Regions from separate parts of the Homo sapiens genome. Here all the other regions are linked to region 2. A link is an interaction called in ENCODE POLR2A ChIA-PET data of the cell type or tissue named here. Cell type or tissue: Caco-2. All regions are shown on one strand. Region 1 overlaps LMTK3 (lemur tyrosine kinase 3). Region 2 holds the start of SULT2B1 (sulfotransferase family 2B member 1). Region 3 holds the start of IZUMO1 (izumo sperm-oocyte fusion 1).

Region 1 (8,000 bases), 57 kb before region 2:
GGCCCATACTCCTGGCCCTGCCCCATTGCCAGGCCCTGCCCTCACACTCAAAGCCTCCTCCCATCTTCCTAGTCCCGCCCCATTTCCCTGACCAGTCTCTCCCCAGACCCCGCCTTCACCCCTCAGGCCCTTCCCGCGCCCTGCTCCATCCGCCCCGCCCTAGGCTCCGCCCCCATTCCAGCCTTGGATTTTCTCCAGGCCTCCTCTTGCCGCGCCACAGACTTGGCCTCCCTCAGGCCCGGATCCAGACTCTGTCCCGATCCTAGGCGCGGTCTCCTTCCAGGCCCCGCCCCCGCTCTAGGCTCAGCCTGCCTTCAAACCCTGCTGTAGACCCCGCCCCACCCTAAGCTCAGCCTTCGTCTAGGCCCCGCCCCAGGCCCTGCACCTCTAGGCTCGACCTCCCTCCAGGCCCCGCCCTGGGCTCCGCCCCCCAGCCCGCCCTCTCCCTGGGCCCCGCCCCACTCTAGCTCGGCCCCGCCCCAGGCCCCGCCCCACTCTAGATTGGGGCTCCCCTTAGGTCCCACCCCAATTCAGCTTGCCCTCCCTCCAGGCCCCGCATCACTCCAGCTCGGCCTCCCTTCAGGCCACGCCCCACTCTAACTCGGCCTCCCTCCAGGCCCCGCCCCACCCTAGCTCGGCCTCCCTTCAGGCCCCGCCCCACTCCAGCTCCGCCTCCCTCCAGGCCCCGCCCAACTCTAAGCTCGGCCTCCCGCCAGGCCCTTCCCGGCTCTAGGCTCCTGCTCCCTCCAGGCCGCGACCCCGAAACCGCGCCCTCTCGGGTTCCGCACCTGGTCGAAGAGGTAGACGGTCACGTCCCCGTGGAAGGAGACCATCTTGCGCTTCCTCTCCAGCTCGCTGTCCTCTGGCTCGTCGGCCCCGCGCGGAGACTTGAGCAGCCCCCGCAGCGGGCGGGCCGCGTCCGCGTCGGCGCTGCTCACCACGACGGGCACCGGGGCTGCTCGCGCCCTCCCGGGGCCCCGCGGCCCCGCCGCCGCGCCCGGCGCCGCCGCCTCCTCGTCCTCCTCCTCGTCCTCGTCCTCGTCCTCCCCGTCCTCCTCCGCCGGCCCCGGCGCTCCCGCCCCGCCGGCCTCCCCGCCAGCCGCCCCGGCGTCCGCGCCCTCCCACGGGGGCCGCCGCGGGCCCGGCCCCGGGAATGGCGTGAGCGTGAGCGGCGGCAGCGCCAGCGAGAGCCGGGAGAGCCTGGCTGCGAGGGGAGAGACCTGGTGAGCCCCTGTCCCGGTGAAACTGAGGCAGGCCCTCCCACCTAGCTGTGTGGCCTCAGATAAGACCCCCGCACAATCTGGGCCTCAGCACCCACTTTGTGAACGGAAGGGCTGCACCAGGGCTTCTCCAGGCAGGGTGGGAAAGGTCCTCTCCAGTGCTCAACCTCCCCAGAGCTCCCCAGTGCCAACGGCTTTAAGCCGCAACTTCCCACAGCCCACCAGGCCCTCATGCCCTGGCCTACCTGATTTCTCTGGCCTCTGTCCCCACCTCCTCTGGCCTGACCTCCATCTAGCCACATGGGCCACCCCACCATTCCTCCCACCGAATAGCTGGGACTACAGGCGCACGTGCCACCATGCCCGGCTAATTTTTTGTATTTTTAGTAGAGACGGGGTTTCACCATGCTGGCCAGGCTGGTCTTGAACTCCTGACCTTATGATCTGCCCTCTTTGGCCTCCCAAAGTGCTGGGATTACAGGCATGAGCCACCACACCCGGCCAGATCCACCTCTCTGAGCCTCTGTTTCCTCACTGGCAAATGAACAAGGGTCACTTAGCCCTCCATTACTGCATAAGTGAACTGCCCTTTCTGAGCTGATGGCAGGGGCAAGAGGAGGGTGGAGGTGGGGCAGGGAGAAAGATGAATGCAGACGGTCCCTCTCAGGTCCTCGTTCTCTCTACTCAAGTTTTACTACCTTTTGCTATTCTCTAAACATGGTGAGCCAGTGCACATCTCAGTGCCCTCTCTAGAACACTCTCCCACCGATGTCCACCTGCCTCACTCCCTCCTTTCCTTCACATCTGCTCAAAAGTCACACTTTTGTTGACCAGACATCTCAGGGTGATGGGGTTATGGGCGATGCTTCATAGAGGGAGTGTTTTTTTTGTTTTTTTTTTTGAAATGAAGTCTTGCTCTCGTCGCCCAGGCTGGAGTGCAGTGGTACGATCTCGGCGCATTGCAACCTCCGCCTCCTGAGTTCAAGCGATTCTCCTGCCTCAGCCTCCCGAGTAGCTGGGATTACAGGTGCCTGCCCCCACGCTCAGCTAATTTTTGTATTTTTAGTAGAGACAGGGTTTCACCATGTTGGCCAGGCTGGTCTCGAACTCCTGACCTCAGGCGATCCTCCCACCTCGGCCTCCCAAAGTGCTGGGATTACAGGTGTGAGCCACCGCACCCAGCCTAGAGGGGGTTTTTCTGGAGTTATGAGTACCCAGATGAAGGTCAGGTTGACAACCTTTAAAAATTAGGGAAGGCTTCCTGGAAAGGGGAAATTTGGGGTCTTGAAGGATGAGTAGTTCACTTGGGAAAAAGCGGGCCATTCTCTGCCTCTTTTCACCCCCCAATCCTAATCCAACCCAGATCCTCTGACGCATCTTAGCTGCTCATCTCCCAACATTTTCATGCAGCCTGGGCTGTTTCCTGATACAGCTGTTCACAAACTCCCTACAACAATCTCAAGGAAGTGACAGTGTTCGAACACCACAGGCTATGAGGAAGAAACGTCCTCTGTCCAGCCCACTTCCTGACCCTTGCCCACTGAGCCACAGGCTCCTCTATGGAGATGATAACTGTTTCCTCAAGTGTGGCTGTGAGGTTGCCAATATAAAACAGGACCCAGCCACTTATAACTTTCATACCCGTATTTAAAGAAGTTGCGCCTCCCAGAGATTCTGCTGGAACTGTATTTCCTATGTCCACATCTAAACAAGGGCTATTTATTTTTACCCTTCATTTATCTTAAAGAGTTTTCTCTGTGGCAAAATACTTCCTGCATTCCTACCAAAACTTAATTTTCAGAAAGGCATATCTGTGCCTTCCAGCTCACTAGTCCTATGGTGGTGGAGTTGTCAGGGCAAGATCTGAAGCTCCCTGGGTCCCAGCCTTGGGCAGCTCAGGGCCTCGAACACAGGAGGCCTGGCACACTGGATAGATGCCTTAGCTTACTGGAAAGTTGTTGTTTGTTTGTTTCTGTTTGTTTTGTTTTGTTTTGTTTTGTTTGAGACAGAGTCTTGCTCTGTCACCCAGGCTGGAGTGCAGTGACGTGATCTCGGCTCACTGCAATCTCTGACTCACAGGATCAAGTGATTCTTGTGCCTCAGCCTCCCAAGTAGCTAGGACTACAGGTGCATGCCACCACGCTGGCTAATTTTTTCTTTTTTTCTTTTTCTTTTCTTTTTTTTTTTTTCTGAGACAGAGTCTCGCTTTATCGCCCAGGCTGGAGTGCAGTGGCACAATCTCGGCTCGGTGCAAACTCCGCCTCCTGGCTTCAAACGATTCTCCTGCCTCAGCCTTCCGAGTAGCTGGGATTATAGGCGCCTACCATAAAGCCTGGCTAATTTTTGTATTTTTAATAGAGACAGGGTTTTGCCATGTTGTCCAGGCTGGTCTTGAACTCCTGACCTCAGGTGATCCGCCCACCTCGGCCTCCCAAAGTGCTGGGATTACAGGCATGAGCCACCCACCATGCCCGGCCCATGCCTGGCTAACTTTTGTATTTTTAGTAGAGATGGGGTTTCGCCATGTTGGCCAGGCTGGTCTCAAACTCCTGACCTCAAGTGATCCTCCTGCCTCAGCCTCCCAAAGTGCTGGGATCACAGGCATGAGCCACAGAGCCCAGCCAGCTTATTAAGTTTAAATCAGCACACGCTGGCAGCCTGGGGCCCTTGAGCCATCCACAGACAGGCTTCCTTTGAACTGGCTGCAACCATAAAAACAAAAGAAATAAAAACCAGAGCTCTAGTTTAAAAGGGAAAAGTAGCAGATTCGCCAACACCAGGTGCACATTCCTGAGAAGTGGCTGCCCCTTCTACACAGGGCATTTTCTTCTGAAGCCCCACTCTGCCTCCCTAGCATGCTTCATCCGTTTCCCTATGTCGTCTGGCCCCTGTGGGCATGAGTTTGAGACCCCTGGTCTAAGTGAGTTGCAATAATAAAAGCAGGTGCTTACTGAATCCCTTGCTCTGATTAAGTGCCTTGGATGTCCTAATTCATTTAACCTTCACAGCAACCCTATGACGTAGGTTCTATCCCTGCCATCCGTTTTTGGCAGATGGGTAAACTGAGGCACCGTGCAGCAAGGACATTTGCCCAAGGCCAAAGAGCTAGAGAGGGGGCTGAGCCACGATGTGAGCCCAGGTGGTGCAGGCTTCAGGACCTGCATTCATCACTGCCAGCCCGACCCGACATGTTTACCCACACTCACCCTCCGCACGCCTCGGAAACAGCCGGACCTCAGCCCTGACTGTGCCCCGCAGCCTCCTCACCTTTGATCTGCTCGCTGTTCCCCTGAGGGGGTCCCAAGTCCAAGAATAGTCGTGGCATCTCGGGGCCCTTCCTCTCGGGCTTGGGGGGGTCCCCGTCTCCGCTGAGTGCCGTGTCTCCGCCGGCCCTGCTGTCTGGGGCCCCGGGCTCTCCCTCGGGGGCCACCTCCGGCCTGGCTCTCGGGGGCGCTGGCTCCAGCCTCCTCGGCTGTGCCTCCGGTGGCGGTGGCAGCGGTGGCGGCGGTGGCTGCGGCCTCGTGTTGTCTACCCATCCGGCCTTTGCGTCCACGCCGCTTCCGGGGCCGCCGCCGGGGGCCGTCCCCGTGCCCACTGGGGCTCGGCCCCCACTCCCGAGGTCCAGCCTCCCAGCCCCTGGGGCTCTCGGCGCCCCCCCAGTCTCGGGGGCTCTCCTCTCGGTCCCGGGTTCCAGCGTCCCGTTCTTGGGGGCTGGGCCAAGGGGGCCAGGGGCTGTCTCCCCGCCGTTCCGGGAGGAGACCACTGCGCTGGGTGCAGGGGCTCTCTCCAGAGAGGTCTCTGGGGCTGGCTCCCCGATCGTGGGGGCTGGACCCCAACTCTCGGGCGTCTTCTCCCAGGGCCCTGGGGCTCTCCAAGGCCCAGTCTCTGGTGGCCTCTCCGTGTTCCTGGGGAATCTCAGGCCCCCATTCTCTGACACCTTGTCCTCGCTCTTTGGGGGTGTCAGGCCCCCATTCACCAGCACCTTCTCCCCGGCCTCTGGGGACCTCAGCTCCCCATTCTCCAGCGCTTTCTCCTCCCTCCTTGGGGGTGTCAGCTCCCCATTCTCCAGCACTTTCTCTTCTCTCTCGGGGGACCCCAGGGCCCCATTCTCCGCCGCCTTCTCCTCGATGCCTGGGGCTCTCTGGTCCCCGTTCTCCAGCACTGTCACCCCGTTCACTGGGAGGCTCAGGCTTGGGGCTTGTTTCCCGTTGCCCAGGACTGTCGGGTCCCTGTTCAGGCCCGGGACTTTCTCTCTGTTCCCGGGGCCTCTCCCCGCCTTCCTGGGTCCTGTCTCCCGGGCTGTCGCCCCCTTCTCCCCCAGGAGGTTCCTTGTCACATCCTCCCGCAGGGACATCAGCAGCTGTTCCGTGCTCACTTGAACCACGAAGGTCGGCTTCTCCCGGGGCCCCGGGAGTGGGAGCGGACCCGGGTCTGGAGGTGGCCGGGGCGCTCCTGGGTCGGGTGGCTCGGGGGGAGCCCGCGGCCGAGGGACCCCTTCCTCCTCGGCCGCCCCCCCACCTGGGAAGGCTCCCTCTGGGGAAAAAGGGGTCTCGGTCTCGTAGCCGCTGTCCCCCGGCTTGGGGCCCGGCGACGAGAGGCCTGAACCGGGACTGGCCACGGCCGAAGGGGGGTCGGGGGACGCGGCCGGGTCCGCGGGGGCCCGAGGAGGTGGCGGCGGGGGGGGGGGAGCGGGAGGTGGCCCCCGCCCGGGGTACTGGGGCGCCGCCGCCCCCATGAGGGGGTCCAGAAACTCGGGGGGGGCCGAGGCGGGGGGGGCCATGGGCAAGTCGGCCAGGGAGCCCCGCTCTGCCCGCAGCGAGGAGTCGTCCTCGGGGGGGTGGGGGCAGCCAAGAGCAGGGTGGCCTCCCCAGCCTGCTACGGCGTCCCCCCGCTCCAGTGGCAGGCAGGAGCAGGCCCCCTCGCGGCTGCACAGGGGACAGGGTAGGGGACCCCGGCGGCTTGGGCCACCTCCAAGGCTGCTGCTGTCTTCCCCTGGGGAGCTGCCCTCCTCCTCCTCCTCTTCTTCTTCCACCCACGGGGCGGTCCCCCGCTCCCCCAAGACCTCGGCAGGGTCTCCCGCCAGGGTCTCCCCGGCGCCCCGGCCCTCGGGGTCCCAGCCGCTCAGCAGGAAGCTGCCTGACGCTGAGGACTGGGCTGGGAAGGGCCGGGGCGCAGGGAAGAGGGGGGAGGCCCAGGTCTCGGACACCAGCTGGGGGACCTCGGAGGGGGCCTGGGGGGCCTGAGGGGCGGGCACTCCTGGGTCCAGGGGGTCCCAGTCGTTGGGGAAGAGGGGCTCAGGAGGGGAGCCGTGCTCCTCCAAGCGGATGTAGTACTCGCTGCTCACGGAGGGGCTGCGGGCGCTGATGACAGGCAGCACGCTGGGCGTGGACAGCGCCTCGTAGAAAGGGTTGGAGGGGTTGGCGTGGGGGGCCGGGGGGGCCGACGCCGGCTGCCAGGCAGGTGCCCCCCCACCCCGGCCGGCCCCACGCCGGGCCTTCTCCCACAGGCACTCGAGGTTGAGGCCGCGGCTACTCTCGGTGACCGTGAGCACATCGTCGGGGTCGGCTCCAGGGAAGCCATCCAGTAGGGGGAACGGTGAGGAGAGGGTCCCCGGGCGGGGCGCACTGTGTGCAGGGGGCCAGGGCCAGGGGAAGGGACCGTCTCGGGGTGGGGGTGGCGGCGGTGGGGGCCGGGGAGGCCGCTCGGAGAGCAAGTAGGTGAGCTGCAATTGGAGATCAGAGGCTGAAGGGCGCTGGGCAGGTGGCCGCCAGCAGGACTGAAGAATGTCATACCTGGGGAGAGGTGGGGCAGAGTGAGCAGGGCAGAGACCCAGGGAGGGGAAAGAGACCCAGGGAGGGGACAGACAACCAGAGAGAGGGGGACAGAGACCCAGAGGGTAACAGAGACCCAGAGAGAGGGGGACAGAGACCCAGAGAGAGGGGGACAGAGACCCAGAGACAGAGGGACAGAGATCCAGAGACAGAGGGACAGAGACCCAGAGAGAGAGGGACAGAGATCCAGGCGTGGTGGCTCACGCCTGTAATCCCAGCACTTTGGGAGGCTGAGGCCGGTGGATCACCTGAGGTCAGGAGTTCAAGACCAGCCTGGCTAACATGGTGAAACCCCGTTTCTACTAAAAATACAAAAAATTAGCCTAGCGTGGTGGCACCTGCCTGTAATCCCAGCTACCTGGGAGGCTGAGGCAGGAGAACCGCTTGAACCCGGGAGGCGGAGGTTGCAGTGAGCCAAGATCGTGCCATCGCACTCCAGCCTGGGCAACAAAAGCAAAAATCTGCCAAAAAAAAAGAAAGAGAGAGAGGGACAGAGACCCAGAGAGAGAGGGACAGAGACCCAGAGAGAGGGGGACAGAGACCTAGAGAGAGAGGGAAACATAGACCCAAAAAGTGGGGCAGAGATCCAGGGAGAAGAGGGGACAGCAGACGGTAGAGATTCAGAGGAGGTAACTGGGCTGGGGAGCTGGGTATTGAGACCCAAAGAAGCAGGGGTGGGGGGAAGATGCCCATAGAGAGAGGCTGACGGGACCTGGAGGCAGAGGGGACACAGCAGCAGATGGGAACGGCTGGTGAGGGTAGTGGTGTCCCTGTTTGCGCTGTGAGCTCTGGAATCAGACAGGTAAGAAGCAGGGACCTCTTAGGGTGAAGTGGGTTCAAATCACAGCTCTGCCATCCCCTGCCTGTGTCCCCCTGCAAGTAGCAGATGCTGGCAGAAAGGGTGGGGACAGCCCCTCTTCACTCTTGAGGGGTATGGAGGGCAAACGGG
Region 2 (8,000 bases):
TGACAATTCATTCATTCCATCAACAGGCACTTATTGAGCATTTACTATATTCCAGGCTCTTCCCTTGGGAAATAACCGCAGATTTGACATAGAACAAGCCCTTCTTTCATGGGGTTGACAGTCTAGTGGGGAGATAGATGGTAAACAAGACAAAGAAGCAAAACATTTAGGAGGTCAGATGGTGACGAGTGCTATGGGAAAAAGTAAAACAGGAAAGAGGAATGGAGAAGTTGGTGGACGAGCCTGGGGGAGGTGACACTGGGCAGAGTCAGACGATAGGAGCCCACGAAGCTCCCAGGTATCAGGAACATGCGGGAATAGCAAGGGCAAAGGCCCTGCAGTAGGAGCCTCCCCTGGGTCTTAGGCCGCCTAGTTTGGCCAGTTTCTTTCCATTGCCCACTCAGGCACAACCTCAGGCCCTACTGCTCCCCAACCTTCCTGTGCCCCGGGGATGCCTCCGCACCTGCCTGCGAGTTTCCCTCTCAGGATCCCTAAGGACCTGGGCATTCCCTTCCCCAGACTCTCCCTAACCCCCCACCCCAGCAGCACACAGAGCCAGGGACAAAGGGTCATTGAATAGAAAACAAAGGTGAAGACAGCCCAGCCGGAGGCCTGGTGGGGTGTCATGGTTCAGTCCCCCACCTCCGACATCAGAGGGGTTCACTCAGCCTCAGAGGGGGATGCCTGGCCCTCTCACCCTTCCACCCACCCTGCAAGAGAGCCTTTTTATCAGCAGGAACATCAAGGCTTAACACTGAAAGTATCAAGGCAGAATGTTGAGGATGTGGACTCGGTAGTGGCTGGGGGCAGGGGCGGGTGCTCCCACAGCTCAGCCTCCTGGAGACGGGTCTTGGGGTGGTGAATTGAGAGATGGGATACCCCAGAACCCTCCTTTTCTGCTTACCATCAGAGTGAAGGCGGGCAGTGCTGTGTGCCCTGGGGGAAGCCACATTACCTCTCTGGGCCCCCTTCCTGCATCTGTTAGGTGAGTCTGACGTCTTCCATCCCCCTCACCTATGCAACAATAATTGGTCAGTATATACAATTTTATTTGTTTTGGCTTTTTTTTTTTTTCTTTTTGAGATGGAGTTTCACTCTTGTTGCCCAGGCTGGAGTGCAACAGTACAATCTTGGCTCGCTGCAACCTCTGCCTCCAGGGTTCAAGTGATTCTCCTGCCTCAGCCTCCCGAATAGCTGGGATTACAGGCACCTGCCACCATGCCCAGCTAATTTTTTGTATTTTTAGTAGAGATGGGGTTTCACTATGTTGGCCAGGCTGGTCTTGAACTCCTGACCTCAGGCGATTCACCCGCCTCGGCCTCCCAAAGTGCTGGAATTACAGGCGTGAGCCATTGCACAGGCTTTCTTTTGGCATTTTTTTTTTTTTTTTGAGATGGAGTCTCTCTCTGTCGCCCAGGCTGCAGTGCAGTGATGTGATCTCAGCTCACTCCAACCTCCACCTCCCAGGTTCAAGCGATTCTCGTGTCTCAGCCTCCCAAGTAGCTGGGATTACAGGCACCTGCCACCACTGGTGGGGAGACTGGCTTCATGACTCCAGGACTCTGAGGGGTCAGGGACCAACAGCTGGGGAGGGCCAGGGTTTGGGGTGGGGGCAGAAGAGAAGAGAACACCGTCTATGCTGAGCTCACTGTGTACCAGATCCTCCACCAGCAGCTGAGAGTGTCTCCCTCAGTCCTCACAACAGCCCGATGGGTGCCATTCACAGATGGGGAAACTAAGGCAAGATGAGCCTATGAGCAAGATGGTTCCCGGCCCCACAGCTGGGAGGCACTGGAGCTGGGATTTGAACCAGGGCTGTGACCTTCAGACTCTCACGCCCAACCATATCTGGCAGTTGTCTCTCATATCTGTGTCTCTCCCTGTCCCTGACCTTTCTATGTATCTCTGTCTCTGCCCTCTGTATATCGCTGCTGGGTCTCTCAGGGTCTCTGACCCCTGTGTGTCTCTGTCTCCTCTGGGTGTCCGTGTGTCTCTGTCTCCGCCCTCCGTGTATCTCTGTTGCGTCTCTCAAGGTCTCTGGCCCCTGTGCATCTCAGTCCCCTCCTGGTCTCTGTCTCCCATGCCCTCTGCCCTCTCCCTTTCTCCCTGGCTCCCGCCCTGTCTGTGCTGCCGTGGTCCTGGCTGTGCCTCTGTCCCTGTGTCTGTTTCCAGGGTGCCCCTTACGCGTCAGCCCGTGAGGGCAAGTTTCTGTCTGCCCCTTCCCCAGCGGTGGCCTAGTGCTTGGAACAGCGCCTGGCAGACAGGAGATGCTCAGTAAATATTTCTCAAATGAATAAAGGAATGAATGAGTGAATGAATGAATGAATGAATGAACTCGCTGAGATGGGCGAGATCAGCGCCATTTCCCAAATGAGCAACGTGGGCTCCAGGTGGGTGCCCACAGGCCCAGAACTGCCAGCCCGGAAGGTTCTGGCGTGGGCTTGGCACTGACCCCCTGGACTCTGCCCCCAGCTGAGCACCAGACGCCAGGACGTGCCCATCACTGCTCCTCCCCGCCCTCAGAGCAGGGTGGCTCCCTCTGGCCTCTCCCCGCTGTTGGAGGCGTGGGTAGCAGCTGGGAGAACCGGCTGGGTGCTGCCCCTCCCCTTGGGCCGGGCACGGAGTAGGCACCTGGCGGGCTCCCCAGGTGGCAGACGCTGTCGCTGCGCACACCTGGCCTCTGTGCCGCCTGCTCCCTGCTCGTCCTCCCCTCCCCACCCTCACCCACCTGCCATGGACGGGCCCGCCGAGCCCCAGATCCCGGGCTTGTGGGACACCTATGAAGATGACATCTCGGAAATCAGGTGAGGCCCAGACCTGGGCAGGAGCCAGGAGATCCCAGGGAGGAGGTGGCTGTTTGGGGGAGCCGGGGACTGTGGCAAGGGTGGCCTCCAGCCACCCGCAGCCGCAGGCCTGGCCCAGACTTAGCTGGAGGGGCTGGGCTGGGCTGGGGCATCCAGTGTGGTGTATAGGTCCCTCCTGAGAAGGGAGTGAGGACCCGACCGTGTTGAGTCACCAGTGGGGATGCCTGGGGTGTCCCTGTCGCTCTCCGGGCCTCAGTTTTTCTGTCTGTCAAAGGGGCCCACAAGCCCTGTGTCTCCCTGATAGAGCAGTGGAAGAGAGCAGGCAGCTTGGTGCATAGTAGTTGCTCAGGAAACACAACAGCCTGTAGTACCCAGGACACCCCATGCAAGCCCTGAAATAACGGGGGTGCTTGGGGGTGAAATGGGAGAGACTGGGATGCTGCTGAGACCCCCAGAGGGAGAAGCTGTGTTCTAGGGCACTTGGGGCGGAGAGGGCAGGCTCTGGACTCTTCAGGTCTCCTAACAGTGGTTAGGGCAGAGCACTGCCCACTTCCATGAGCTCAGCGTGACTCCCTCTTCCTGGGGATGAGTCAGACACTTTGACAGTACCTGCTTTCCAGATGGGGAAACTGAGGCTGGGAGGGAACGCGACATGACCGCAATTACGCAGCTAGAAGCAAATCTGAACCCGGTCTGTCTCACGCCAGAGCCTGTGGTTTCTCCTGCTCCTCACAGCCTTGGTGATGTCCCCTTTACACCCCTCCCCGTGGCTCCATCTTTTAGGGGAGCGCAGAGGCCCAGAGAGGGCAGGCAGCCTGCCCCAGATCACACAGCAAACTGCTGAGACAATCTCCAACCCCTCGTATCTTGCACTCTTGCCAAGTGAGACCTTCCTGGCAGCCTGGGCCCCTCCAGCCACCGTGGGCTGTGAGGAGGGAGACAACCAAGACCTGTTCTCAGCCCAGTTGCCTCATTCCTTTCTTATTTTATTTTATTTTTTTGAAATGGAGTTTCGCTCTTGTTGCCCAGGCTGGAGTGCAATGGCACGATATCAGCTCACTGCAGCCTCCGCGTCCTGGGTTCAAGTGATTCTCCAGCCTCAGCTTCCCAAGTAACTGGGATTACAGGAGCCCGCCACCATGCCCGGCTAATTTTATTTTTGTATTTTTAGTAGAGAAAGGGTTTCACCATGTCGGCCAGGCTGTTCTTGAACTCCTTGCCTCAGGTGATCCACCTGCCTCGGCCTCCCAAAGTGCTGGGATTACAGGCGTGGGCCACCACGCCTGGCCGCCTCATTTCATTCCACTGTTTCAGGCCCTCCCCTCCCCTCCCTCAGCCAGAAGCTGGGGCATGAAGAGGCCTTCCTGGGTGCCTGGGACTCCAGAGACAGGAGCAGTTCAATCCTGATTGCTGTGTGACCTAGACAAGCTTCCTGATGTCTCTGGGCCTCCTGGGCTGAGAGCTGTGACCAGGCTGGCCCAGTTCTGCGTGAGGGAGGCCCCAGCATTCTTTACTCAACATTGTCTAATCCAGGACTTCTGAGTTCTGCAATTCTTCTCTCCAGAGATAAACAGATAAGCCAGCTCGCCTCCAGGGTTCCCGCCTCTGGGAAGGCCTCACCCCCACCCCAGCCAGGCACCTGGGAGCCTTTTTTTTATCTCCGCGACGGCTCTGCCAGCTGGTCATAAAACGCCCTGAGTGACCTCGCTAAGTGGGTGACCTTGGTTTAGTCACTGACCCTCTGCGAAGCTCGGTTTCGTCATCGTGGGGGAGAATAGCCCTCCCCTGCAAGACTCCTCCAGCCCTGATGGCTGCAGAGCCCTGGGGGGGTGCCCTTAGGACCTCAAACTTCCAGGCACTTCTGGAATCCCCCAGGCCTGGAAGCGTGCCTCTCCCCAGCGAGCCTGCTGGAGCATCCCCCTGGGGCCCACTTCCTTCGGGATGTGCCCCTCCCAGACCCCCTCAGATACGCCACGTACCCCCCCAGATTCGCACCTCCTCCCAGGTTGCCCATCTCAGGGATGTCCCCTCCCCATCACTGGCTCAGATCCACAGGGCTTCTCCTGGCCCCGACTTCCCCCTCTGCTCGCCCCCAGCCTGTCAGTCCCCAACCCCCACCCCTGTCCCCTGACTCTCTGCCCTGGTTCTTCCTCTCGGTTGCCACAGCCCCAGCTCAGGCCTCCTCATCTCCCCCCAACCTCACCACTCCAGCCTTGGCTGTCCCAGGCTGCTCCTCCCCTCCTCCCAGCCATCCAGTGAATTCCTCAGCGCCCAGCCCTCACCCACCCCGCCCCCCCAGCCTCCTCACCTGCATTCCAGCTACTCTACTGCTTTTTTTTTTTTTTTTTTTTTTTTTTTGAGACTGAATCTGGCTCTGTCACCCAGGCTGGAGCACAGTGGAACGATCTCGGCTCACTGCAACCTCCGCCTCCCAGGTTCAGGTGTATTACCTCATCTAATCCTCACAGCCATCTGAGATGAACCCACTTTGACTGCTGTCATCCTGTGTCAGAGATGAGGCCCAGAGAGGTTGAGTAACTTGCCTAGGGTCACACAGCTGCCAAGCAGGGCACGGCCAGGATTTGAACCAGGGAAGCCTGACTGTTATCATGCCCTGGACAGGGAATTTAGGGATGATGAGCAAGACCAGGAAGGAGCGAGATCCAGGAGGTAGACTCAGCCCAGATGGGAGGTGAAGCGGGCGCTCTGAGGTTCTAGCCTCCGAGTAGCTGGGATGACAGGCGCGTGCCACTGCGCCCAGTTAATATTATTACTATTATTTTTTTGAGACGGAGTCTCACTCTGTCGCCCACGCTGGAGTGCAGTGGCACGATCTCGGCTCACTACAACCTCGGCCTCCCAGGTTCAAGCGATTCTCCTGCCTCAGCCTCCCAAGTAGCTGGGATTACAGGCACCCGCCACCATGCCTGGCTAATTTTTATATTTTTAGTTGAGACAGGATTTCACCATGTTGGCCAGGCTGTTCTCGAACTCCTGACCTCAGGTGATCCACCCGCCTTGGTCTCCCAAAGTGCAGGGCTTACAGGCGTGAGCCACCGTGCCCGGCCTATCTACTCTATTACTTTGAATTCCCTGGCCACGCTTGTTCCCTGCCACAGTGCCTTTGCTTATCTGGCTCCTTCCATAGGGATCCCAGAGACATCTTCTCTCTCTCTCTCTCTCTCTTTGCTTATCTGGCTCCTTGCATAGGGATCCCAGAGACATCCTCTCTCTCTCTCTCTCTCTCTCTCTCTCTCTCTCTCTCTTTTGAGACAGAGCCTTGCTCTGTGGCTCACACTGGAGTGCAGTGGCACAATCTCGGCTCACTGCAATCTCTGCCTTCTGGATTCAAGTGATTCTCTTGCCTCAGCCTCCAGAGTAGCTGGGATTACAGGCATGCGCCACCACACCCAGCTAATTTTTGTTTTTTTTTGGAGATGGAGTCTTGCTCTGTCACCCAGGCTGGAGTGCAGTGATGCGAACTTGGCTCATTGCAACCTCCGCCTCCCAGGTTCAAGCGATTCTTCTGCCTCAGCCTCCTGAGTAGCTGGGATTACAGGCACACTCTACCATGCCCGGCTAATTTTTTGTATTTTAGTAGAAACGGGGTTTCACCATGTTGGCCAGGCTGGTCTTGAACTCCTGACCTCAGGTGATGTGCCCACCTCGGCCTCCCAAAGTGCTGGGATTACAGGTGTGAGCCACCGCGCCCGGCCTAATTTTTGTATCTTTAGTAGAGAAAGGGTTTCGCCACTTTCGGGACTTTGCGTGCACCAGCGCAGTGTCCTTTGCCTGGGCTGACCTCTGCCCTCTCTCCTTCCTTTGCCAAACTTCTCAGGCGTTAAGATTCAACACGGGCAATTTAGGATTTTTGGCCAGGGGAATGAGAGAATGCAGGCAGACACCCACGCCAGGTCCCAGGTCCCTGATCACGCTGGTCTAGCTTCAAATCTGCCCCGTGGCACCAAAATATTGGCCTGTTCGTGGATAGGAAATGAATGTAGGAAATCTGTGAAAAGGACGTCAAGAATGAATGAATGAATGGAGGCTCCATTAAGCAACCTCTGAGCCGGAGCTTCCAGGATGAGTCAGGGTTAGCAGACGGGGAGGAGGGGCAGGGAGTGCTGGGAAAGGGAATGGTTGGGGCACAGGGACACAGGTGGCTTCAGGAGAGTAAGGGGCAGCTGGGTCAGGAGAGGGCCAGCTGCCGTGGAAACTCCCCGTGGTGGGCCATCCTGCAGCAGACCTGAGTGGCTCTCAAATGGTTCGTTTTTTAAGCACCTCCAGGGAGAGAAACTATTGTTTTCAGAATACACGCATATGTGATTTAAAAAAAAAAAAAAAGTTGCCAGCTCAGTGGCTCACACCTGTAATCCCAGCAGTTTGGGAGGCCGAGGCAGGTGGATCCCTTGAGGTCAGGAGTTCAAGACCAGCCTGGCCAACATGGTGACACCCCATCTGTACTAAAAATAAAAAAATTAGCCAGAGTTGTGCCACACACCTGTAATCTCAGCTACTCAGGAGGTTAAGGCAGGAGAATCGCTTGAACCCAGGAGGCGGAAGTTGCAGTGACCTGAGATCCTGCCACTGTACTCCAGCCTGGGCAACAGAACAAGACTCTGTCTCAAAAAAAAAAAAGTTGTCCTAGGCCAGGCATGGTGGCTCCTGTCCATTGCAGTACTTTGGGAGGCCAAGGCAGGAGTATCATTTGAGGCCAGGAGTTCAAGACCAGACTGGACAACACAGCAAGACCCCGTCTCTAAAAAAATAAAATAAAAACCAAACAAGGAATTGACCAGAATTTAATTCAGGATAGCAGCTCAAGGGACGGGTAGATGCCACAGGAAGGGGCCCAGAGATATCAGCAAGATGCATCGCTCAGAATGTTCTAGTTTATGGGGTTCATTATGAATTATGAGAAATTTAATATGTGAGATCGGGCTCTGTGGCTCATGCCTGTAATCCCAGCACTTTGGGAGGCTGAAGTGGGCGGATCACTTGAGGTCAGGAGTTCAAGACCAGCCTGGCCAACATGGTAAAACCCCGTCTCTACTAAAAACACAAAAATTTGCCAGGCGTGGTGGCACTTGCCTGTAGTCCCAGCTACTGGAGAGGCTGAGGCAGGAGAGTTGCTTGAACCCAGGAGGCGGAGGTTGCAGTGAGCTGAGATCGCATACTGCACACCAGCTTGGGTGA
Region 3 (8,000 bases), 190 kb after region 2:
CAGGAAGCCACACCCCGTGCCCCGAAACCACACCCAACAGGAAGTCACGCCCCCATCGCCAAGGCCACGCCCCCGCCGCGGACCCCAGCTTTCCTGGGCCCTGAATCCTACACTTCTCTCAGCCCCACAGCACTGACCTGTGACGTGAAAATTGATGATCGTGGCTGGGCTGGAATTCACAGAGCCCAGCTCGCAGCGGTAGCTGCCTGCATCCTCTGGACCCACCATGGGCTTGGTCAGGGTGGCCTCTTTCCCCTTGGACACCAAGGTCTCCGTATTGTTCCCCCAAACCTAGACCCAAGCTCAAGGGGTCACTGAGGCCTGAGGAATTCAGGGGTTGGGGGAGTACAGGGGTGAGAAGATCACAGGGCCTCAGTGTGGGAGGTGAGTGTCCAGGGTGTCACTGGTCAGGGCACGGGGTCCCCAGAGGTCTGTAGAGACCACACCTAATAGACCACCCTCCTGGGTCATGAGAATCGTGGGTGCAGGCCCATAGATCCAGAACACAAGTATTGTAGTCTAGGGAGTTCAAGGGTTACAGAAGTTGAGGCCCTCACCCTGTAAAAGCTGTAATCAGTGAGGCCTTCCGAAGCCTGATGCCAGTTTAACTCACAGTCCAGGATCATGTCTTCCATTTGAGGAACTTCCACATTCCGCTCTGGGGGTGGGGGATGACCATGGGACACTCATGATTCTGTTTTTGTTTTTGTTTTTGAGATGGAGACTCGCTCTGTCGCCCAGGCTGGAATGCATTGGCGCGATCTCGGCTCACTGCAACCTCCGCTTCCTGGGTTCAAGCGATTCTCTTGCCTCAGCCTCCTGAGTATCTGGGACTACAGGCGCTTGCCACCACGCCTGGCTAATTTTTGTATTTTTAGTAGAGATGGGGTTTCACCATATTGGACAGGCTGGTCTGGAACTCCTGACCTCAGGTGATCTGCCTGCCTCAGCATCCCAAAGTGCTGCGATTACAGGCATGAGGCACTGCGCCGGGCCTCCTTCACGGTTCTTTACCCTCCCCTAATCCTTTACATTTGTTGTAACCTCGTCTTTTCTCTTTTCTTTCTCTCTCTCTTTTTTTTTTTTTTTTTTTTTAGATGAAGTCTCACTCTGTCACCCAGGCTGGAGTGCAGTGGCGCGATCTTATCTCACTACAACCTTCGCCTCCTGAGTTCAAGCAATTCTCTGCTTCAGCCTCCTGAGTAGCTGGGATTACAGGTGCCCACCACCATGTCTGGCTAATTTTTTTGTATTTTTAGTACAAAAACGATGGTTTCACCATCTTGGCCAGGCTGGTCTTGAACTCCTGACCTTGTGATCCACCTGCCTCGGCCTCCCAAAGTGCTGGGACTACAGGCGTGAGCCAGCGCGCCCGGCCTCTTTTTTTTCTTTTTAGACAAGGTCTCACTCTTTTGCCTGGGCTGGAGTGCAGTGGTATGATCATAGCTTACTGCAGTCTCCAACTCCTGGGTCCAAGCAATCCTCCTGCCTCAGCCTTCCAAGTAGCTGGGACTACAGGAACGCAACACCACACCTGACTAATTTTTAAATTTTTTTGTAGAGATAGAGTCTCGCTATGTTGCCCAGGCTGGTCTCAAACTCCTGGCTTCCCAATCCTCCCGTCTCAGCCTCTCGAAGTGCGAGACTATAGGTGTGAACCACTGCACCTGGCCTAAACCCTACCTTTTCTTGTCTACTGCCCCCACACCCCCATCTAGGCTCTCTCTAGACTGCCTCTCCTCTCGCCCCACCCCACCTGCACCAATTCCTCCTGCTGGGTCCAGTTCTCTCACCCCCGCAATCGTAGGACTTTCGACAAGCGTGAACCTCCTTTTTGCAGTTCTTGCACCAGATCAGAGTTTGCAACATCACACCTGGAGGGGCAGGGTCAAGGCTTGTATTTGCCCACTAAGGGGCATGGCTAAAAGGAGAGGTCAGGGCTAAGGGCTGGGGCCAGATCATCTATGACATTCCTAGATGGTCAGACGAAGGCACAGGACCAGGACGCAGGTAAGTAGTAAGTGGGCTCCAACAAGGCTCAGTAAAGATTGTAAGTAGAGGCCGGATGCGGTGGCTTACTCCTGTAATCCCAGCACTTTGGGAGGCCGAGGCGGGCGGATCACAAGGTCAGGAGTTCAAGACTAGCCTGACCAACATGGTGAAACCCCGTCTCTGCTAAAAATACAAAAATTAGCTGGGTGTGATGGCGGGCACCTGTAATCCCAGCTACTCAGGGGGCTGAGGCAGGAGAATAGTTTGAACCTGGGAGGTGGAGGTTGCAGTGAGCCGTGATCGTGCCACTGCACTCCAGCCTGGGTGACAGGGTGAGACTGTCTCAAAAAAAAGAGTGTAAGTAGAATATGACCTGCTCCCCAAGAAATCCATGGTGCAGAAAGAATACTGGAGACCCAGGAACCTCTCCAAGGCAGAGAATGACAAAACCACCAGGATCCAAAAAGGCGAGTGGGGAGGTTGACTATTCAGAGGGCAGGATGAGGGTTAACTTCTGTAATCCAGACTCACCACATTTGTTGGGACAATAAGCTGTGTCAAAAGAGAAAAAAAGAGAGCAAGAAAGAGATGACAGAGTCAGATTTCTAAATGAAAGACGATGGAAGAGGGGGTTGGGGGAAGAGCTGGGCTTTGGGCTTTTGGGTTCGAGGGAGAAAAGACTTGGGTCTGAAGGAGGAGGCAGTTGGGGAAGCTGAGGAACTGGGCTTGGAGAAGTAAGGGGCTGGAGACAAGGACTCTTGGATAGTGGAAAGAGGAGCTGGGGGACACCGACTCCCATCTTCTCTCACCCTCTTTTTGGAATCGAGCAACATAGGTGGCAAAGGTTTCCTTTTGCAAGTGCAACATCCAAAATAGCTCCTTCACGAAGAGATCGCCTGGGAAGACACAGGAACCCCCAATCCCACGTGTGAGGTGTTGGAAGTTTACTTCTGCCTGCAGAGTCTGGCAGTCTACTTCCTGGCCTTCTCAGGAAAGGGCGCTACAACTGACCGTCTAACATAATGCCAGCTGCTGGGCTAGGCAATGCATATTTTGGGGGATGGGGGAGGGTCTTACCCTGCCACCCAGGCTGGAGTGTGTGGTGTAATCGTGGCTCACTGAAGCCTCAAACTCCTGGACTCAAGCAATCCCCCCGCCTCAACCCCCCAAGTAGCTAGGACTACAGGCACACACCACCATGCCCAGCTAATATGTATACATATGTCTATTTTTTGTAGAGACAAGGTTTCACCATGTTGGCCAGGCTGGTCTTGAACTACTGAGCTCAAGTAATCTGCCTGCCTCAGCCTTCCAAAGTGCCAGGATTACAGGCCTGAGCTACCGTGCCCGGCCAGCAATACACATTTAAACTGAACAACTGAGGAAGCATTTTAGAGCCAAGGGAGCTTCAAAGTCCTTTGCTCAAGGCCGTACAGCTAGGAAGTGGCAGAGCAGGCATTGGAATCTAGGCGGTCTGGGTCCACAGCCTAGTATCTGACCAAGAGACCAGGCATCACTAACGCTGGCTTCTCTGAGAGATTCGGGACTCCCACCCCCTTGATGCATTTACCTTTTACATCACTGTCTGTGATGCGTTTCAGATCCTTCAGCAAACTCCAGGACCCCTTTTGCAGTGTGGCCTCATCTGTCAGAGGAGATATAACCCCAGATTCCAGCCTTACTGTCTCATTGGCGCGCCTAATCTTAGAAACTACAATACCCATGAGGCCACTGGGCAAAGATAGGCCTGGTTAAGGACTCAGCCGCCCGTTGCCTTCTGGGAGTTGTAGTTTTATTACATAAAATTGCCAGCCGAGGATAGGGAAAACGGTATTTACTAGCCTCGGGGAACCTCGGAATCTGCATCTCAGCCTTCTCCATTCCCGAATCCCGGAGACCCTGCTGTCAGCCTCTTCCTTCCCCTGGTCTTATCTCCCTCCTTTCCCAGGACCCAGGGGTCCGTGGTCCCCCCTGCCCTCACCAACGACCCCCATATAGGCATCCTCATTAAGCGACAGTTCCTGGAAATCCTTCACGGCATTCTCTACCCTTTCCATCATGGCTTTGTGATGCTTCGCATCCAGGTGGCCAGGCAGGTAATCTTTCTCCAGGGACTTTAGCGCCAGCACGACAGACGGGTCACATATAACACACCCCTCGGCAGGAAGCAAGCAACCGGCCAGCGCCGCACACAGGAGGGTAAAATGCGGCCCCATTGCAGCCGGCGCGCACAGTTCCCGAAGACCGTTAGGAAGGGTGCTCTCACCCCAAACCGAGAGCAGGAGAACGCTAAACGGAGAAAAGCCAAAATCCATCTTAAGAAATCCCACTGGGCCGCCTATCCATGGGGTCCGCAAACCTCGAAAAGAGGATCTTCAGGAAATCTCCAAATAAAGAGGACCTATGTCCTTCATCAAATGCCTCCGAAGTGTGAAACTGAGCCCCAATCCAGGGGACCCAAAATTTAGGGTTCTCACTGAATCCCCCAACTGAGAGATCAGAAAAACTATTAAACAGGAATCACTCATAAGTCCCCAAACTCAGAACCTGGAATCTCCCAACCCCATGCGCCCCTTCCCAAAATCCCAAACTGTGGAATTTTCCAAGTCCCCAGATTGACGTGAGCCTGAACTCCAACCCTTAAGAGCAACACCGAGGCACTCCCCCGCCAGCCCCCCAAAACCTGTTGAACCTCAAGCTGAAGATTCAATGCCCAAACCAATAAACATCTAACACAGACCCAACCACGATATTATCAAACTCGGAACTCCTTCAAAACCAAAACACATACCAGATTCCTAGAACTGAGGACCCCACTAACACTTAAGCGAGACTCCATGCGGTCCTCTAGACCTAGGGGGCCCTTGTTCACCCTTCCCCAAAACTAACGGGCTCCCAATTTGCAGGGCGCACCCTTCCGCTTAGAAAAAGGAGCCCCGATGCATCCTGAACAGTGATGCACCCTAAACAGCCGCTCCCCGACCTTGGTTCCCGATTTGTGGCCTCTAACACTAGGGTTCATTGAGGAGCCCGGTCCAGGTTCTGAGGGCTTTTAAAGAGGAAGCCGGGGTCATGACCACCTACGCTAATTTTCCCAGGGGTAAAATCAAGGATTGTGTTGGGGACGAGGGTAAGGTTGGTTGCGTGAAATCGAGAGCTTTTCGACGGGGTCTGAGTCACGGACGATCCCCTCTCCACAAGGAACTCCTGAAACCACCCCCTCCGAGCTTCTCACGTAGGGGCCCGAATTCCTTTATAGATATTCCTTGGGGTTTTCCTCGGCCCCACCCAGAAACTCAACTCTGTCTGATTGGACTGCAACAAAGGGAGGTCCCGCCCATCGCTCCATGACGTCACAGAGGCTGCAGCCTTTTTGGACTAGAATTTTCCCAGCATCTAGGGAAGAGGAAGCCTCCTGACTACTCTGGCTTCCAGAGTCAAGGACCGGACTCAGGCCTTCAGTTTCCTCCCCTCCCCTTGCCCCAGGACCCAGGCTTTGGGCTAGATCCGGCCCCCCAGGCCGCTGCCGCCCCCACCGCGGTCCTTGGAAACGGCTGTCGAGCCACGAAGTGGACATTTTAGCCCTAAGACTACAACTCCCAAAATGCCCTGGGGCCTCTTTCTCTGTAGCTGACTGACGCTGCCAACCTCATAGCTTTCCGGGAAATGTAGTTCAGTGATAATCCGCTCCCTCCTCCGCCTCTTCTGCCCACGCGGAGGTCCCAGTGGGAGGAGAGGACTGGGGGCCAATACTGACAGTCCAGGAGTGAGCAACTGGGGGCTCAGACGTTAGGGTCCTGGAAGGTCTCTCTCTCCTGTGTGATAGAAACAGGGAACCAGAAAAACAGGGACCACAACTCACACAAGTCCAGCAACAAGGGGCTGTCAGATCTAAGTAGGGACAGTACTCCCAATCACGAGTAATAAAAATCCTCAGGGCCCGGCGCGGTGGCTCACGCTTGTAATTCCAGCGCTTTGGGAGGCCGAGGCGGGCAGATTGTCTGAGGTCAGGAGTTCGAGGCCAGCCTGGCTAACATGGTGAAACCCCGTCTCTACTAAAAATACAAAAATTAGCTGGGCATGGTGGCGAACGTCTGTAGTCCCAGCTACTTGGGAGGCTGAGGCACCAGAATCCGAGAGGTGGGAGTTTGCAGTGGGCCGAGATCACACTACTGCACTCCAGCCTGGGCCACAGAGCAAGACTCGATCTCTGAAAAAAAATAAATTAATTAAAAAAAAATAAAAGTCTTCAGAAGTACCCCACCTTTTCCTCCACTCTCTTACACACACACACACACACACACACACACAAACCCACACACACATACACAGTGGCTCTGGCTCCAAAAAAGCTACAGAGACACGGGTTAGTGCTGTAGACTTTTAATTCATACCTCCTGCTCTCTCACCCGTGGCAGCTGAGTTGGGAACAGTACTGTAACAATTGTAACTGTAACTCCCTGATAAGCCTACAGGCATGGGGTCTGGATGAGTAGACAGGGGATGTGATCAGAGCTGACTATGTTTAAGGTTTCTTCTTTCACCCTCCAAAAAACAGCAAGGGGCTCCTGAGATCTCGACAACCCCGTCCACCTTGGCCAGACCTCGTGCTCCTGCCTGGATCTGAGGCTGGGTCCAGGGTCTGCCTACCTTTAGATCGTTTTATCTCAGACCTGCCCAAAGCCAGATGTAGTGGTTCTGGGAGTTCAGGGACAGACAGTGGTTAGCAATGAGCACGGTACCTGCCAGTTTGTCACAAGCACAGAGGGTGTGTTTATACCTGCACACTTCCAGAAAACAGATCCCAGACCCTCAGCAGCCCACCTGCAGACAAAGACCAACTTCCTTCATTGTGAGAGGCAACCTGAACTCACACCCAATATATGGAGCTCTTGGCAGTTTATGAGCTTTAAAAAAAAGTGTCCCTGGATCCCTGGAAAGTTCTGCTCCAGAAGCTGTACCATTTTGGCAGTGATCCCTCACCCCACGTTCACATTTTAGCCTGTCTGCTCAAAACAAACAAAAAAAAGTCTTTGAGGGGCTGTGGGGCTTGTTGGACAGAGTCCCGCTCTGCTCACCAACTACCCCAGCTTTTCCAGAGACTGTGAACAGAGCAAGACGCTGGCCAACTAGAGATGGTTTGTTTTCCATCTCAATTTTTCCAGCAATGGTGGAACATTCATTAGATGCTACAATTAGGTTGCACATTCATTAGATTCTTCACTTGGCCCGGTGTGCTGGCTCACATCTATAAACCCAGCATTCTGGGAGGCCAAGGTGGGAGGACTGCTTGAGCCCAGGAGTTGAAGAACAGCCTGGGCAATATCACAAGACCTCGTCTCTACAAAAATTAAAAAAAATTATCCGGGCCAGGCATGGTGGCTCACGCCGGTAATCCCAGCACTGTGGGAGGCCGAGGTGGGCAGATCACGAGGTCAGGAGATCGAGACCATCCTGGTTAACACGATGAAACCCCGTCTCTACTAAAAATACAAAAAAAATTAGCCGGGCGTGGTGGCGGGCGCCTGTAGTCCCAGCTACTCAGGAGGCTGAGGCAGAATGGCATGAACCCGGGAGGCAGAGCTTGCAGTGAGCTGAGATCGCGCCACTGCACTCTGGCCTGGGCTACAGAGCAAGACTCCGTCTCAATAAATAAATAAATAAATAAATAATTAAAAAAAAAATATCCGGGCTGGGCACAGTGGCTCATGCCAGTAATCCCAGCACTTTGGGAGGCCAAGACAGGTGGATGACAAGGTCAGGAGATCGAGACCATCCTGGCCAACATGGTGAAACCCTGTCTCTACTAAAAATACAAAAATTAGCCAGGCATAATGGCCTGTGCCTGTAGTCCCATCTACTCAGGAGGCTGAGACAGGAGAATCGCTTGAACACAGGAGGCGGAAGTTGCAGTGAGCCAAGATCACGCCACTGCACTCCAGCCTGGGCAACAGAGCGAGACCCTGTCTCCAAAAAAAAAAAAAAAAAACTAAAAAGATTCTTCACCT

Evidence for each region. ChIA-PET counts read pairs that join two places held together with the same protein. Peaks named below come from ENCODE experiments on the same cell type or tissue, not always from the same donor. Only the 100,000 strongest peaks of a DNase experiment are listed, where the experiment ranks them.
Region 1: POLR2A ChIA-PET joins it to region 2 with 14 read pairs; 17 of 35 experiments call an interaction of 5 or more read pairs at or near these places.
Region 3: POLR2A ChIA-PET joins it to region 2 with 11 read pairs; 2 of 35 experiments call an interaction of 5 or more read pairs at or near these places.

What each region holds. Positions count from the first base shown.
Region 1 is chr19:48,492,906-48,500,905 of GRCh38, forward strand. It overlaps LMTK3 (lemur tyrosine kinase 3), which reads right to left. Exons shown (of 15, transcript NM_001388485.1): 11 at 4,488-7,012; 12 at 789-1,204. Among named protein-coding and RNA genes, the nearest start is that of LMTK3, 15 kb to the right of the region's middle. RefSeq lists silencers at 49-258, 258-449, 279-758, 949-998 and an enhancer at 1,011-1,511. In Caco-2, no CTCF peak of the experiment used is centred here; DNase peaks (open chromatin) are centred at 96 and 596; H3K4me3 peaks cover 1,889 bases.
Region 2 is chr19:48,549,520-48,557,519 of GRCh38, forward strand. SULT2B1 (sulfotransferase family 2B member 1) reads left to right here and starts at 2,653. Exons shown (of 7, transcript NM_177973.2): 1 at 2,653-2,804. The coding sequence starts at 2,734. RefSeq lists enhancers at 2,073-2,597, 4,386-5,324 and a silencer at 4,513-4,807. In Caco-2, no CTCF peak of the experiment used is centred here; DNase peaks (open chromatin) are centred at 2,782, 4,502, 5,002 and 6,912; H3K4me3 peaks cover 313 bases.
Region 3 is chr19:48,741,652-48,749,651 of GRCh38, forward strand. It overlaps IZUMO1 (izumo sperm-oocyte fusion 1), which reads right to left and starts at 5,258. Exons shown (of 10, transcript NM_182575.3): 1 at 4,784-5,258; 2 at 3,974-4,281; 3 at 3,563-3,637; 4 at 2,802-2,888; 5 at 2,524-2,544; 6 at 1,794-1,874; 7 at 558-658; 8 at 138-291. The coding sequence starts at 4,208. It overlaps FUT1 (fucosyltransferase 1 (H blood group)), which reads right to left. Exons shown (of 2, transcript NM_001384359.1): 2 at 6,360-8,000. RefSeq lists cis regulatory regions at 1-237, 3,457-3,977 and enhancers at 4,753-5,538, 5,539-6,324. In Caco-2, no CTCF peak of the experiment used is centred here; DNase peaks (open chromatin) are centred at 3,740, 5,329 and 5,624.